2 separate regions of the Homo sapiens genome follow, and region 1 is linked to region 2. Evidence: chromatin contacts called from ENCODE Hi-C or POLR2A ChIA-PET data. All regions are on one chromosome and are shown on one strand. The core of a region is the stretch at or near the end of the contact, and the rest is flanking DNA. Distances in the headings are between cores, read along the strand shown. Region 1 overlaps MCF2L2 (MCF.2 cell line derived transforming sequence-like 2). Region 2 overlaps MCF2L2 (MCF.2 cell line derived transforming sequence-like 2).

What was found. A loop is a pair of places that touch in the nucleus more often than their neighbours do. ChIA-PET counts read pairs that join two places held with the same protein, here RNA polymerase II (POLR2A). Pooled maps may share reads with other maps.
Region 1: a pooled map shows a loop between it and region 2 (2.9-fold over the local background). The contact joins two enhancer-like sites. A Hi-C loop is called at or near these places in 3 of 50 pooled maps. POLR2A ChIA-PET finds 5 or more read pairs at or near these places in 3 of 52 experiments (AG04450, CD8-positive, alpha-beta T cell and activated CD4-positive, alpha-beta T cell).

Annotation. Positions count from the first base shown.
Region 1 is chr3:183,348,114-183,351,116 of GRCh38, reverse strand. All of the region lies in intron 3 of MCF2L2 (MCF.2 cell line derived transforming sequence-like 2), which reads left to right. Among named protein-coding and RNA genes, the nearest start is that of MCF2L2, 79 kb to the left of the region's middle. Within about 2 kb of position 1,621, at least 2 of the 41 ENCODE cell types and tissues checked have a DNase peak (open chromatin) inside an H3K27ac peak, as active enhancers do.
Region 2 is chr3:183,184,071-183,187,263 of GRCh38, reverse strand. The region is part of intron 27 of MCF2L2 (MCF.2 cell line derived transforming sequence-like 2); the gene reads left to right. Among named protein-coding and RNA genes, the nearest start is that of LAMP3, 23 kb to the right of the region's middle. Within about 2 kb of position 1,408, at least 3 of the 41 ENCODE cell types and tissues checked have a DNase peak (open chromatin) inside an H3K27ac peak, as active enhancers do.

The sequences.
Region 1 (3,003 bases), core at 372-2,871, 160 kb before region 2:
TCTTATACTTACATATTTATATTTAGTGATTTTCAGAATATCAGGTGTGACTCATCAAAAGTTCAATTACATTTGTGACAGAGGAGTTACTAAGATTGGAAAATGAAGGAGTATAGTGTTACAATATTTTCTATAACAAGACATAATGAATTTTGTGGCATGAGCATTGGTCTTGGAGTCTGAAGACTTCTAATGACTCTTTTTTTTTTTTTTGAGACGGAGTCTCGCTCTGTCGCCCAGGCTGGAGTGCCGTGGCGCTATCTGGGCTCACTGTAAGCTCCGCCTCCCGGGTTCACACCATTCTCCAGCCTCAGCCTCTGGAGTAGCTGGGACTCCAGGCGCCCGCCACCACGCCCAGCTAATTTTTTGTAGTTTTAGTAGAGACAGGGTTTCACCGTGTTAGACAGGATGGTCTCGATCTCCTGACCTCGTGATCCACCTGCCTCGGCCTCCCAAAGTGCTGGGATTACAGGCGTGAGCCCCCGCGCCCGGCCTCTAATGACTCTTAACTCTGCATATAGGGTGTGACTTTTGCAAGTTATTTTTCGAAGCATTCTTGAGGATTAGTTTCCTTGTCTATTAAATGAAAATGTTATCACCAACCTCATAGAGCGAGTATGACAATCATATCAAAGAGTATTTGTGCAGGTGTCTGACACATCATAGGGCTTTGGTGTTAAAAAGAACAAGAGGGGTAAAAACCAAGTGTTACCTTAAGAAATACATTGGCCAGAAACCCCATTTCCTGTGCATTTGGTTTAGTTGACGTTTTCATACCTTTGTTGAATAAGAGAGGGTGAAAAAAAAAAATCCCACCCCAGCAGTCATTACTGAGTGTTGTCTAGCATGTATACCTTATGGGAGGATGATTTAAAGTCATTGTCGTGATTCCTTGTCTCTTTCTGAACTGTGGCCTATATACAATTATGTCAGGAGACACAGCTCTTTCTGTTCACAGGTATTTTTCCAGCAGATCCCACACTCCATTTACCCAGATGCTCTGGTTGGGTCTTAGTCTGTGTGGAGCGAAGAGGAGTCTTGTTCTGAGGAACATTTGCCCTCAGTTTGGCCGGGGAGACCATATATGCCAGCAGCTGCTTATTTCATAGGTGAAAGAATAGCCTGTGTTTATAAACGATCTAATATTTGCTAAGCCTCTCCCAGCTTCACCTTGTTTAAGAGTCCTGGTGGCTCCCTTAGAACTTCCTTCAATGATTACGTGGTTCAAGTAGAAAAGAAAAAAAAAAGGAGCAGCAAAATATACAAAATCAAGCTGCCACAAGGTACAAGCAGGTTTGCTGTGAAAAAAACAGTGGAAGGGGAGCAGTGGAATAGGGTGAAGAGCATCAGTATCAGACAGCTGAGTCTGAAAGCCAGGCTTGCTAGTGTGATATCAGGCAAGTTATTCTGTTCTATCAGCCTTGGTTTCTTCTGCTGTTAAAAGGAGATAACATCTGTTTCGTTAGGTTAAGTGAGACAGAAAACAAATAAGTCTGACAAATGATAGGAACTCAATAAATAGCAGCTATGACTATCTAGAATGATTGTTGTTGTGTTTGACGTTCACACGTTTTTGCTAGTGCAGCAGAACTGTTTTGCTCATTCTGTGTCCCCTATGATCAGTGCCCAGTAACATTCGGAAGCTAAGCAACCACCTCTATATAACCTATGAATCAAAGAAAAAAATCACAAAGGAAGTGAGAAAACATTTTTACCGAGCAATAACAAAAACAGTATGTCAACATTCATGTGATATAGATAAAAGTAGTGCTTAGGAAGAAATTGTAACTTGAAATACTTATATTGGAGAAGAAGAAAGGCTTAAAGTCAGTGCTCTAATCTTATACCTTAAGAAGTTTGAAAAGAGAATAAGAAACCCAAAGAAAACAAAAGGAAGGAAATTGTAAAGGAAAATAAAAAGAACCAAAGATAAATGAAATAGAAAAGAGAGGAATAGTAGAGTTCCAGTTTAATTCCATGGTGATCAGAAGTGCACCCTCTATGATTAGCATCATGTAAAATTTGTTGATACTTGCTTTATGACCCAGACAATGGTCTATCTTGTTAAATATTCCATGAGCATTTGAAAAGAATATCGTCTGCATTGCTAGATGTTGTGTTCTTCCAAGTCGGGTCTATGTTCTTACTAATTTTTGGCTGCTTGTTCTATGAATTACTGAGAGAGGAATACTAGAATCTCAAACTTTGTGGATTTATCTGTTTTTCTTTTAGTTCTACCCATTTTTGCTTTGTGTCTTTGGGGCAATGTTATTGTACGCTTAGACATTTAGGATTCTTATGTCTTCCTGATAAAAAGGCCCTTTTATATTTATGAATAACTTATCTCTGCCGATACTCCTTGTCATAAATACTACTTTGAAAAATATTCACATAGCCACATTGGCTTTCTTATGACTAGTGATAGCATGGTGTATGTTTTACTACCCTTTTCTTTCAATCTAACTCTCTCCTCATACACAAAAGTGTATCTTTTGTAAGCAGTGTATTTACTCCGTCTCTACTTGCCTTTTTAAAAATTTATTTATTTATTATTATACTTTAAGTTTTGGGATACATGTGCAGAATGAGCGGGTTTGTTCCATAGGTATACATGTGCCATGGTGGTTTGCTGCACCCATCAACCCATCATCTACACTAGGTATTTGTCCTAATTCTCTCCCTCCCCTCGCCCCCCCTACCCGACCCCCGACCCACTGACAGGTCCTGGTGTGTGATGTTCCCCTCCCTGTGTCCATGTGTTCTCATTGTTCACTTCCCATTTATGAGTGAGAACATGTGGTGTTTGGTTTTCTGTTCCTGTGTTAGTTTGCTAAGAATGATGGTTTCCAGCTTCATCCATGTCCCTGCAAAGAACATGAACTCGTTCTTTTTTTATGGCTGCATAGTATTCTATGGTGTATATGAACCACATTTTTTTTATCCAGTCTATCATTGATGGGCATTTGGGTTGGTTCTAGGTCTTTACTATTGTAAACAGTGCTG
Region 2 (3,193 bases), core at 159-2,658:
CCTCAGGGTCTCCAAGGGGGCCTAGGAGCTATCCGGTATAGCACGTCATGGTTGTTTCTTTGCCAATTTTTGTGGCATTTCCTTTTGGGCCTAGATAATTTAGTTACTTTCATTATCTTTTTTTTTGTGTTATTCAAACTTATTGGGGCACTCTAGTATTTCAATGAAGAAAATAAGTTCTAGCAAACAGCCCTCTCTGGAGAGATGGTGGGTTATTTTACATATCTGACCAATTGGTTTTAACTATTTTAAGTTTCCTTTTCTGATTATTAAAGGAGTACACATGTAGAATGTCAGGAATTTAGAAAATACAGGAAAGTACAAATAAAAATACAAATCCAACATAACCAGATATAATCACCATTAATATCTTCTTGCAGACGTTGTCTATAGAAATGCATGATTTGGTCAGTTGTGGTGGCTCATGCCTGTAATCCCAACACTTTGGGAAGCCAAAGCAGGAGGATCACTTGATATCCAGGAGCTTGAGACCAGCCTGGGCAATATCGCAAGACCCCATCTCCACAAAAACTTTTGAGACGGAGTTTCACTCTTGTTGCCCAGGCTGGAGTGCAATGGCACGAACTTGGCTCACTGCAACCTCCACCTCCCAGGTTCAATTGATTCTCCTGCTTCAGTCTCCCGAGTAGCTGGGATTACAGGTGCCCACCACCACACCTCGCTAATTTTTGTGTTTTTAGTAGAGACGGCAGTTTCACCATTGTGGCCAGGCTGGTCTCAAACTCCTGACCTCAGGTGATCCGCTTGCCTCGGCCTCCCAAAGTGCTGAGATTTACAGGCATGAGCCACTGCACTGGACCTACAAAAAATTTTTTTTAAAAATTAGCTGGGCATGGTGGTGGGTGTCTGTAATCCTAGCTATTTGGCAGGCCAAGGTGAAAGGATTGCTTGAGCTCAGGAGGTTGAGGCTGCCGTAAGCCATGATTGTACCACCGCACCTCTCCTGGGCAAGAGTAAGGCCCCATTGCAAAACAAAGATATGCATGATTTTTTTTAAATGGAGCCATACTAAAATTGGGGTGACCTTATATTTTAATCTTATTGGAAATTTTCCATTAAAATTCTGATGAAATGGGCAAGGCTTTGACTGAACCAAACTAGACGTATTGGCTTGCCCTTCCCTCCTGCCACTCATCTTTGGGCTTATTCCAATCCAGAACATTTGAGGGCAGCTGGTGGCTGAGCTGGGAGGTAAAGCTAGGTTATAAAGTTTCTTTGACCTACAGCCCCTCCCTCCCCCAAGCTTCCAGCAGCTCTGAAAGTCTAAGACAGCCAGCTCAGACTGCCTTAGGAGCTGGCAGGGACTTTGACAACAGAAATGCACGGGAAAAAAAAAATGTGCCCTGAGAATGTCAACATGTGGAATCTGAAAGCAATTAATTAGATGTTCTCAAGAATGATTCACTTCCTCTTAGCCAAAGATAGGCTTGCAAATGAAATAGACGTTTCAGCTATAGACCAGCCTAAGATATCCACGTTTATACTCTGGGCCACCAAGCAAAATATTGTAACCGAGCCTAGTACCCCTGGAAACATTTTGGAACTCTCTCCTGTTGGGAGCTCTGGAGAGCTACTGGGATGGATCAGACAGAATGTGACACCATGTATTAAATCCTAGAAGACAGAGAGGGGAAATTGGTTAGCAGCACACACAACACAATGATGAAGGGCTCAAACTCAGGTCTCAAAGACCCAGCCTCAAGTGCAGCTCCATCTCTTTGGATGGATTCTATAGCCTGTCTGTGCTTAAGTTCTTTTTATCATTCATTTTACAAAATGGAGATAATACTGTACAGTCTTGCCATGAGGATTAAATGAGATGAAGCCCTTAGGCTTGCGCCTAGATCTCTGAAAGCATGGAATTGTTAGCAGTTAGTTACCCCCTGGTTCTTCCAAGTGAAAGGAAGGAAAGCCCAGGGGGTTTAGGCATTGCTTTTAAGCAGCTCACCACTTCCCACCCCCAAGTGAAAATGATATCCTTTAGTTCATGTGATAGAGATGGTCCTTAAAAAGTTGTGCATAATTGGCCAAGCGCGGTGGCTTACGCCTGTAATCCCAGCACTTTGGAAGGCCAAGGTGGGCGGATCACGTGGTCAGGAGATCGAGACCATCCTGGCCAACATGGTGAAACCCTGTCTCTACTGATATTACAAAAAAATTAGCTGGGCATGGTGGCATGCGCCTGTAGTCCCCAGCTACTCAGGAGGCTGAGGCAGGAGAATCACTTGAACCCGGGAGGCGGAGGTTGCAGTGAGCCGAGATCGTGTCACTGCACTCCAGCCTGGCAATAGAGCGAGACTCCGTCTCAAAAAAAAAAAAGAAAAAGAAAAAAAAAGTTGTGCATTGAGAAAAATCTAGTTTGAAAGACAATAAAAATAGAATTTGCCCATTTAATATCTATGGATTGAGAGCTACCGCTGAACCAGCAGGATCTACAATGGTCTCTTTGTGCCATCCACTGGACAGTAAGGGAAACACCATGATTTTGTCTTCAAAGTCTATAATTTACCAAAAATATGTATGCTGGTGAGAATAATTTCAGCTCATTACTAGGTTCACTTGTTAATAAATTTCATTCCATTTGTTTAAGCAAAATAAAAAAGCTTAGAATTCTAAGCACTAAATGTGAACACTAGATTTCCTAAACCATTCAGCTTATCTGATATGCACCAGAAAGATTGTCGACTAAGGGTTTCAAAAGAGAATACTCTCACCAGTCCTTATCTGCAGGAATTCTCATCGCCCACCTTTCCCATTCTTGTCCTTCTCCACCAATACTCCTTATGCTTATCTGATACATAGACTGAGAGTGCCCCAGAGACTCAGGGTGTATCTGCTCCAACACACCACTAGATCTTGGCTGGGACAAAAGTCGTTCCATTCATTTTCCAAGAATACAACTATCACTTAGAATTTTGCTATAATCAGCTGGGCATGGTGGCTCACGCCTGTAATCTCACACTTTGGGAGGCCAAGGCAGGTGGATCACCTGAGATCAAGAGTTCGAGACCAGCCTGACCAATATGGTGAAACCCTGTCTCTACTAAAAATACAAAAATTAGCCAGGCATAGTGGCATGTGCCTGTAGTCCCAGCTACTCTGGAGGCTGAGACAGGAGAATTGCTTGAACCCGGGAGAAGGAGGTTGCTGTGAGCCAAGATCACGCCACTGC